Regions from separate parts of the Homo sapiens genome. Here all the other regions are linked to region 3. Evidence: chromatin contacts called from ENCODE Hi-C or POLR2A ChIA-PET data. All regions are on one chromosome and are shown on one strand. Each heading gives the region's core, a stretch centred on a gene start or an enhancer-like site at or near the end of the contact. The rest is flanking DNA. Distances are from core to core; before and after follow the strand shown.

Region 1 (2,890 bases), core at 158-2,657, 370 kb after region 3:
ATTTTCTGCTTGTTTTATCAATTACTGAGAGAAATGTATTTAAATCTTCGCCCATTTAATTGTAGATTTGTCTTTCCTTTTAGTTTTGTGAATTTTGCTTTTTATATTTTGAACCTATGAAGTGCATACAAATTGGGAATTGTTGTATATTTGTGGTAGATTGATCCTTTAAACATACATTACTCCTTTTTATCTCTAGTAATGCTTTGTTTTAAAGTCCCCTTAGCTACATCAACCTTTTAAAAATTAATGTTTGAATTAAATTTTTTTTACCCAGTTATTTTAAAGTAATTCTGTATCCTTATATTTAAGTATATATTTAAAGCAGGTTTTGGTTGTCAGTGCTATTGTATCTAATCTAATTACACTTTTATTTTGAGCACTTTCTTCATTTATGCTTAATTTTATAACGTATTTGGGTTTCAGCATTATAACTTACTCTTTATTTTCTACTTGTTTCACCTCTTTTAAGCTCGACTTCCTTTCTTACTCCTTTTTGTATTATTTTTATATTATATTATTATAGCTTTCTTCTTTATTAGTCATTAGTTACATTCTACTGGTGATGAACCTAGAGATTACAGTATGCATTTTTGATTTATTAAAATCTAATATAAATGAATATTTTTACAATTTTCCAGACAATGCAAGGATTTTAGAACATCCTAGCTCCATTTATTCCCTTTGTGTGCTATTATTGTTGCATATTTTAATTACATGCATAATTGTATATGCTTATATTTATTAAGATTTAATATGTAAATAATTTAATTAATAATTTATAATTAAATCATATTATAACAAATAACACATGTATTATGATTTAATATATAAATCATAATACATGTGTTATTTGTTATAATATGATTTAATTATAAATAATATCAAACATATTTATAATCCCCCCAAGACGTTATTATTGATGTTTTCAACAGTGAAAATTTATTTGGATTTACCTGTTTATCTTATTTTTAAATCAAAGTTTTATTTTAAATAGTTTTGAACTTACAGAAAAGTTGAAAAGATAGTACAGAGAGTTCCATGTATATTGGACCCAACTTCCCCCATGGTTAAAAATTTACATTATTATGGCACATTTGTAACAACTAAGAAAACAGCATTGGTGCATAACTCTTAACTAACCTCCGTACTTTCTTTGGATTTCATTAGTTTTCCCTAATGCTCTTTTTCTGCCATATCATATTCAGCCTTTGTGTCTCCTTAGGCTTCTTTGGTCTGTGACAATCTCTGACTTTCTTTGTTTCTCCAAATTCTCAGACCTTGAGAGTTTTGAGGAGTACTGGTGGTTTGTAGAATGTCCCTCAGTTTGGGTTTATCTGATGTTTTTCTCATGGTTGGGGGAAGAAGACCAGAGGTGAAGTGCCAGTCTTATCACATCATATCAAGGTACACGCCATCAACATGACTCATCACTGATTATCCCAGGGCTGAGATAGTGCTGGCGAGGTTTCTCCTCCATAAAGCGAGTGTTTTCCGCCTCTTTGTACTCTATTTTTAGGAAGCAACTCAATGAGCATGGCTTACATTTGAAAGTGGAGAGGAGAGTGAAGTCCACCTCCTGGAGCAGGGAGTAGCTACATAAATTATTTGGAATTCCTTGATTTATTTATTCAATAATTTGTATCAGTATGGCTTCATGGATATGTATTTTACACTTGGGGTTATAATCCAATACTGTAATTTCATGTTGCTGAAATTGTTCCAGATTTAGCTGTTGAGAGCTCTTGCGGGTTGGCTCTTGAGTCATGTCCCTATGGTTTTGCTTTTTTTGAGCACTTCCTTATTTTCTGGTACTACAGGATGAGCTTCAGGCCCAGCCTTAGAATCAGCCATTTCTCCAAAGATCCCTGCGTGCTTTTACCAGAAACCAAGATTAGGGCACTGGGCATCCTCACTGTTGCTAGAACATCATCGCTCCTAGGCCCTCTCAGTAGACAGAGCTAGGAAGTATATGTACATATGTAATAACCCACATATATATTTATATACATACATGTCTGCAATTATTTCTGTCTCTCTCCATCTGTATCTATTTTAAGCTACTCATGAGTTCATACTGCTGTCTGCACTAATCTACAACCACATGCTTCATTCCAGCCTTCCCCACATGCGTCTCTGCAACCTCTAGCTCTAACAGTGGGAAACCTGGCTTCCACCCCCTCTCTCTGTTTCATTTACTCATTTGTTCATTCCCATCATATATGTGCAGCAGGTTCAGAATTGTTAACCTATATCCCTGTGAGGAACAGCTTCACTAGTAAAGTTTCTTATTTCTGCGCAGTTCCTTTTGTCATTAATCTTGCAGTTTCCAATCAAAACACCATTTTCCAAACATTTTGATATTTCTTTGTCATAAATATTTTGCATTAATTTTGATTTTTAAAATATTGCAATTATAGATTATTTATGACAAGTATTAAGTTTTTTTTGAGCCCCCTTGCATTTTGCACCCAGAGGGAGTCCCTCACTGGACTTTATCTTAGTCTTGCCTTTCCAGGGGCAGATCTCCATAATCCAATCAGAGATTGAAATGATTTAATATTGGAAGCTAGATTTGGCTAGAGTTGGTCTAGTTCTGGTCCACTCGTTGTATCAAATACCTCTTACATTCTTTCTCAGATCCTATGAGTTTCGCCTGTCTTTAGGGCTATTGGTTACCTGTTCAGCCCTGGCCAACACAAGGGTTACTGACTCTGAAAAAGGCATTCAAGTCAGCATTATTCTAACACATGAGTCTGCTGTGAAGTGTCTCTGGCTTCCCCTACAGCTTTTACACCCAGATGTAAAGGGTGTGGGATATGTCTGTCTTGGCACTGCTAAAGGGATTGGCGTATAATATGGAAATGTAGGAGTTAACCCTCTATGGAGT
Region 2 (3,296 bases), core at 706-3,205, 390 kb after region 3:
AGAGACATTCACCTCCACTTCCTGTCTGCCCATGGCTTCGCGGCCTTCTCACCCCAGCTGGCCAACTGGCTTCCCACCACTATGGGCCTCGCACTGCCCATGCCGGGCCTGAGGGGCCTGGCTCAGACTTTAGTATCCAAGGGGACTGCTGCCTTGACCACCAGAGCCCCCCCGTCTGTGCATCTGTCCTCTGTTCAGCTCTGGAAAGGCCACCGGGAACACAAGAGCCAACAACCCATGGCCTTTGTCTGCAAGGAACTTGAGGTCTCACCGGGCAGACAGGCACGGAGTGAGTGCTCCACCATGGGCCTCCCTTCCTCCAGGTTGCATCCAGGACTATGCTGTCTAGCGTGTCTGCTGTGACTTCCTCATGGCAGAGCCCCACACTGTGGCTGTTTATGGAGCATTTGCAAGTCTCCCTCGAGGGGAGCCCGTGTCTCTCACGGACAGCTTGGCAAGATTCACATTCTTGGAAAAGCAGAGGAATGCGAGGGTTAAAATACCTTAAAGGGCAAGGAGATGATTTCTAGATTTCCAGACAATGTCTCAGAGAATTGTAGTGCTCTGGGGTATGCCTGAATGTAACTAATGTAGCTCCTTTTGTGCCTGAGTGTAGACTGGGTCCATGTGCCTACATGCATTCAGTTCCTCCCACCAAACTGGACAGTGATAGCTAACCCTGTTGACCCTTATGTCTGGGTGCCTTAAATTTGTGATGCCTCAAACTGACCTTCACAATGACTCTAAGGAGGTAAGTACTGTGAACTTTCCCGTTTTCTACAAGAAGAAACTGTGGCACGGAGAGATTCAGTTACTTGTCCAGGATCACAGAACTATAGTAAGTGGGGGTGGGGACAAGAATTCTAACCCAGGCAGCAGTCTGACCAGAGGGCCCTAGCTGGGAGCAGCGTTCATGTGCACTGTATGTTCGTGTTTAGTGTATGTCTGTGCATACTTGCGTGTGTGCACACGCACACATGTTCACTCAGGCACGTGGGCTGCCCTGCGGTGGGAGCTGAGAGAATGCAGTGGAGGTTGTTGGGAGGAACTCACCCGCCTGCTCTGGCTGTCTGAGCAGGTGAGGGATAGTGATATCAAGTGCGAAGACCAGGCCCTGAAGCCAGCCTGACGGTTCCAGCTGTTAGGAGAAAGTGAAGGTGGGTGCCATGGATCTGATGATTTCAGTGATTTTCTACTCAAGAAAAATGAAGTCTCGGATGGGCAGAGCTTAACTGCCTTAAAAACTTGGTACAGGGCAAGGTGTGAGTTTCCCGGTGAGACTGTGTGAACTGTGAACGGGTAGAGTCTGAAACTACAAACCAGATGTTTCCGGGCTCCCTCCCGCCTGGTCTGGCCTGTCTTCCTTCTGCTGCTATGCAGTTCATCCTGGGTCCCTGAGGGCCTCGCAGATGCTTCACTCGAAAGATTGGAGTTGCAGAGTCCCCTGTGGAGGAATTGAACTGCCCCCTCTCGCAGGACCCCAGCTGGCAAGGTTTTGTTCCTCCCTGGAGGGTAGAGACCCTCACTGAGGCCCTGGAGAGGGGCACTCAGGGGCAGCAGCTCATTCCCAAAGTTCTCTGGTGGAGCTGGGGAGTGGCACCCTGGGAACTCTGGGGTTTCCCCACCAGCTCCTCTCTCCAGTCTTTGGTGTCCAGGTACAGTCTCCAGGCCGTGGCTTCTCGAGTTCTGTATGTGGGTTGCTGCTCCGTAATGCATAGTTGGGGGACCATTTTGGTCAGTGACAGATCACTGCTGCTTTTCATCAGACCAAAATACATGTGGCTTCTTCTCCTTGCCAGCCCTACCAGGGCATCTCCCATTATACTAACCCTGCCTATTGGACCTTCTGATGCAAGGAGCAGATTAAAATCCCCTCCCTGTTGCCTACCAGGTCCGTGGCTACAACTAAATCCCTAGTTGGGGAATCACAGAGCACAGGTAAGCCCTTGGGTTCTGGAGCCAGCTTACTGGGGTGTGAGTCTTCCTTAGCTCCGTGTGGATGGTGAGCCCTCCTCTCTCAGGTCTCATGATAGTAGCTAACCCTTATTAAGTGTGTGCTGGGCACTGATTGAATGCTTTACAGGTGTCACCTTCTAAGACCCTCGTAACTCTAGCAGGTAGTACTATTATCTTACCCATTTTCCAGCGGGAGAAATAGAGGCAAGAGCAGACTAAATCACTTGCCCAAATCGCATAGCTACTGATGGTGTGATGTTGGGCAAGATATGTAACCTTTCCAAGTCTCAGTTTCCTTATCTGTTAAGTGCAGTTAATACACACAGCACCTAGCAGAGTGCTAAGCACATGGTAGGCACTCAACAGGCAAGGCCACTTAACAAGAGAATGTGAGCCCAGCTGGAGGAGAGAGAAAAATACAATGACTATAGCACTAATCATAGTAGTGATCAAATAAGTAATGCACTCCTGAATGCTTGACTTTCCTGAGTGCAAGGTAAACTCCCTGAGGGAGTTTGCCTTATTCACTTCTGGTTCAGTTCCGTGGCTTTGCACAGATCTGGCACAAGGTGGGTGCTTGGTGAAGGTTTGCTGAATGAATGAGGAACTGCTTTGGGGGTCCCAAGGGGTCATTCACAGCATCAGAGAGCCCCTTCCTAGCAGCCCTGCTCTCCCTGCCTTGTGGCTGTGATCTGAGTGTTTTTGCTTCATCCCTATTGGAGAGGAAGCTTCCCACACCAGGGCAAGCCTGGGTCTTGCCCACCTCTGTTTTCCTGATGGAGAAGATGCTCAGGGCCTGTGAGTGAAGTTGGACCTCCTTGTAGCTTGCCCTGGGTGCAAAACGATCATCCTTTTGGGCAGAAAACAGAAATTGTTGACAGCTACAGACCCAGAGATTCGAGTCAGCCAGGGGAACAGGGCTGTGCCCTTGGTGCCTCAGATTCCCTGGAGAGTGGGGTCTGGGATCATGGTGACCATGTAGATCCCTCCCTGCATCACACTAGTGAACGTTGTTTCTAAACCACACTCTCCCCTTCTCAGCATGGCGTGGCAAATAGCTGCTGCCCTTGTTCACCGAGAAAATCCTCCTGCCCTTGGCGTACCTGGCTCCTAACGAGTCCCTTATTTGGAAGGAATTCCCCCACCCCCATTGGTGTGTGACTCACCCTGAGCGAAATAACTGCTGGGCTGAGTTCTTACACAAACCCCCACCCCATCCCCTCATTCCCTAAAGACCTTGCCCTCAAGTCAACCAAGGCCTTGATCCAGAAGTGACAGAGAATGCGGAGTGTGAGGATGAGGATGATAAGGGGGACAATGAATTTCCAGGCAGGCCCAGC
Region 3 (3,138 bases), core at 492-2,991:
GGGGTTGCGCAGAGAGCTGGTGGCAGATCCAAGGTTATGATCCTGGCCTCAGTGTCTCTTTTTGCCCCTTGTTTCTTATTCTTTCCCAGAATAACTTGCTGAGTGGTTAGGGGATGTGCAGGCTGCTGTGGTGGTGACCCCTGTGAGGCCAGGTGGGGGAAGCCCTTGTGTCTGCCTGGTGCCTGTAATATATTTGAATTATCTCCGCAGATGAGCCCTGATTTAGCAAACAGTCTCGAGTAAACCTAGCTTGAAGACAAATACAATTGACACTGGGCTTGAGTGGTTCAAAGGTTATTGGCACAAAGCTGTCGGCTTTGTTTAGCCAAGGGGCTGTATTTATGATGGGTGATACGCAGTGCCATCCATAACTTGCCGGCAAGAGGGGCTGACGTCGGACCAGAGACAGCTTATTTACACTGAGCCTGGAGTTTAGTTTCTCTGCTGGGACATGCAAAGGCAATTCGATTCTTGGCCAAGTTGCTTTATGGGTTGATGGCTTAGGTCTGTTGTCATAATTTGGGTCATCAGTTAACCTTGCTGGGGAGGGATAGCACCCCTCAAGGGGATCATTTCCTGGGTGTGTGTACAGCAGGGTGAACCGGGGGAAAGGTGGAGATGTAGGAGAGGTCTTTGGGGCTATTCAAAGGATGTGATCAATGGGTTTCACATTGACCCCTAATTTAAGCCTCACATACACTGGAGTAGCAGCACGTCTGAGTCCCTGGGGCCTGGGACTTGATTCCTCCCTGTATCTCTTGGATGCTTTGGCTAGTTTAGGGGAAAGGAACCATGGGGCAGACTTGCACTGAAGAGATTCATGTGGTTGCAGTGCTAGACAGGCAGGCTTTATAGACACTGGATTCCTTGGGAGAGAAATTATCCCAGGAATGAGCAGACTGTGGCTGTAAGGAGCCACGGCCAGTGCAGGCAGAGGTGTGTGAGGTTGCTATCAAAAGCTAGCCTGTGGTTTGGCTTTTTGGGGAGCAGCAGGCAATCTGTATCAGGGCCTTACAATATGCTTCTCTTGGTGACCCATTTATTCCATTGGCTAAAATCTATCCTGAGGAAATCGTCATAGATGGGGACAAAGATTCATGCACCTGGATGTTCACTGCAGTGTTATTTATAATAGCAAAACAAGGAACAGGTTAAATGTTCAACAGTAGGAAATTTTTATTACATTAATTATGGCATCTCAATAAAATGGAATACTATAAATTGACTCAATTAATGTATATAAAGAATGTTTTATGATTTGCAAAAATGATGCTAAGTAGGAGAAAGAAATATTTTATAAATTGTCTGTAAAGTATGTTTTCTGTTGTATAAAACACAGCAGAATGTAAGTGAGTTAGCTCAGATGGTGGGGTTCTGATTGTTTAATTCCCTGACCTCTTCATGGAATATATTTTCAGTTTCTACTATATTACTTTTCAGCCTCAGGAAATATTATTGAATAAATAAACAAGAATCAAAGTTTACACTTCTTTGGTGGTCCCTACCCTTCTCCAGACCTCAGTTTCCCTGGGCCTAAGAGGAGATGCTGGGCCACTCTTGTTCTGCCCTGGCTTGAGTCCTGGGCTAGGAGGAATGATCCTCTGAGCCAGTGCTGGCAATGTGCCTGTGATCACCATGTCCTGGGTCTAATGGGCCACCTAATTTTAGTGCATGCTGGGGCAGCTGCCTAAGTGTGGCCCCAGCTGCCAGGCAGACGGTCAGGGCAGTGTTGGCAGCATCGGCAACCTCTCTGCCAGGCTGGTGAGGTCAGAGCACAGCTTGGGACCCGGCTGGGTAAGTCACAGAGCCGTGGAGGAATTCTCCAGTGTACATGACACAGAACATCACAGCCTGCATTTGGAAAGAAATCCACTAGCCTGGATCCTTGGATTGAGCAGACGGGAAGGGGGTGCCTTTGGGGAGTGAGGGAGAGGAAAGGCCTGCATGCTTTAAGTGCTCAGTGTTATTTTCCTGGAATTCCAGAAGTCACTGTGCTCTCAGGGTTCCCAATTTATGGCTTGAACTTGTCTCTGAGCCCAATTCCATTTGTCAACTGGGGACTTGCATGGAGACATGAACGTTTCCCTGAAAGGTCTTGGCTGAGGGCATCTTCTGATAGTGGGCAGCTGTGGGCACTGTGTCCTTCGCCAGAATAGCTGGAGTGTAAGGTCTTCAGGGGTGTGAGCTTGAGAACATCTCTACCAGGAAGATGGTTGAAGGGCAAATGGAGGGCAGGGCTCGGTTGGTGAGGGAAGATGGGGATGCTCTGGCCTCCTCCCTGGTCTCCTGCCTTCAGCTTTGTGTCACTTGCTTTGCAAGTCAAGCCACCTTTCTAAACCCAGCTCTTATTTGTCACCCTCACCCTCACCCCCGTCTTGGCTCTGCAGAGGCCATTAATAAAGCCAAGACCCCTGACTGTGGTGTTCAAGATCTTTGCCTAACTTGACCTCAACCTATTTTCCTGCTTTTTTGCTCACATACTCCCTACCTTAGCTAAACCATAGCCTGTGCCTTCTCTATTCTTGAACACACCATACATTCTCATTTCCCTTAGGCTGAAATTTTCTTCTGTGACTCTACCTCAGTTTAGTCACTGTTTATTTATGGAACACCTACTATGGGACTGGGCAAGACTCACCAGACAAACTCCTATTCAACCCTCAAGACCCAAATGTCTTTTGGTCTGACATGCCCTCATCAGCATGACCTCCTAGGTCATCCCATCTCTACTGATGATGATGTTTTATATCTCGTATTCTTGGAGTGTTTTGTCTGCTTTTCCCACTGGGCCTTGGTAACTTTCCTCTGGGCTCCTGGCGCAAGGCATAATTTTCTCTAAATAGCTGTTGGGTGTCGTCATACGGAGAAGAGTCATTAGTGAATGCCGACAAAGCAAGTGAAAGGATCTATTCCCTGGAGTTGTAAGGACATGGGATAATGATAGTAAATAGTGTCAGTTTACACTTACCAAGCACGTACCATGTGCCAGGCACTGTACCAGGTGCTTTCCATGCATTAACACATCTAGTCCTCCTCGACCCAAGAGATCGGTGTGGTTACCCCCTCATGTTACAGACAAGGAAACTGAGGCACAGGCAAGTTAAGACACTTGTTCAGGCTTATGTAGCCAGTAAGCAG

The links. Hi-C counts contacts between places; a loop is a spot of excess contacts on that map. ChIA-PET counts read pairs that join two places held with the same protein, here RNA polymerase II (POLR2A). Pooled maps may share reads with other maps.
Region 1: a pooled map shows a loop between it and region 3 (2.1-fold over the local background). The contact joins two enhancer-like sites. A Hi-C loop is called at or near these places in 1 of 168 maps with a recorded cell type or tissue (gastrocnemius medialis) and 7 of 50 pooled maps. POLR2A ChIA-PET finds 5 or more read pairs at or near these places in 1 of 52 experiments (Caco-2).
Region 2: a map with no recorded cell type shows a loop between it and region 3 (3-fold over the local background). The contact joins the promoter of DCANP1 here to the enhancer-like site in region 3. A Hi-C loop is called at or near these places in 1 of 168 maps with a recorded cell type or tissue (gastrocnemius medialis), 1 of 37 single-sample maps with no recorded cell type and 1 of 50 pooled maps.

Annotation. Positions count from the first base shown.
Region 1 is chr5:135,421,909-135,424,798 of GRCh38, forward strand. No RefSeq gene overlaps it. Among named protein-coding and RNA genes, the nearest start is that of DCANP1, 24 kb to the right of the region's middle. Within about 2 kb of position 1,408, at least 2 of the 41 ENCODE cell types and tissues checked have a DNase peak (open chromatin) inside an H3K27ac peak, as active enhancers do.
Region 2 is chr5:135,445,393-135,448,688 of GRCh38, forward strand. It overlaps DCANP1 (dendritic cell associated nuclear protein 1), which reads right to left and starts at 1,956. Exons shown (of 1, transcript NM_130848.3): 1 at 1-1,956. The coding sequence starts at 1,716. The coding sequence ends at 982. TIFAB (TIFA inhibitor) reads right to left here. Exons shown (of 2, transcript NM_001099221.2): 2 at 1-3,296.
Region 3 is chr5:135,053,875-135,057,012 of GRCh38, forward strand. The region is part of intron 2 of PITX1-AS1 (PITX1 antisense RNA 1); the gene reads left to right. Among named protein-coding and RNA genes, the nearest start is that of EPIST, 15 kb to the left of the region's middle. Within about 2 kb of position 1,742, at least 4 of the 41 ENCODE cell types and tissues checked have a DNase peak (open chromatin) inside an H3K27ac peak, as active enhancers do; they include gastrocnemius medialis, where a contact is called at or near this core.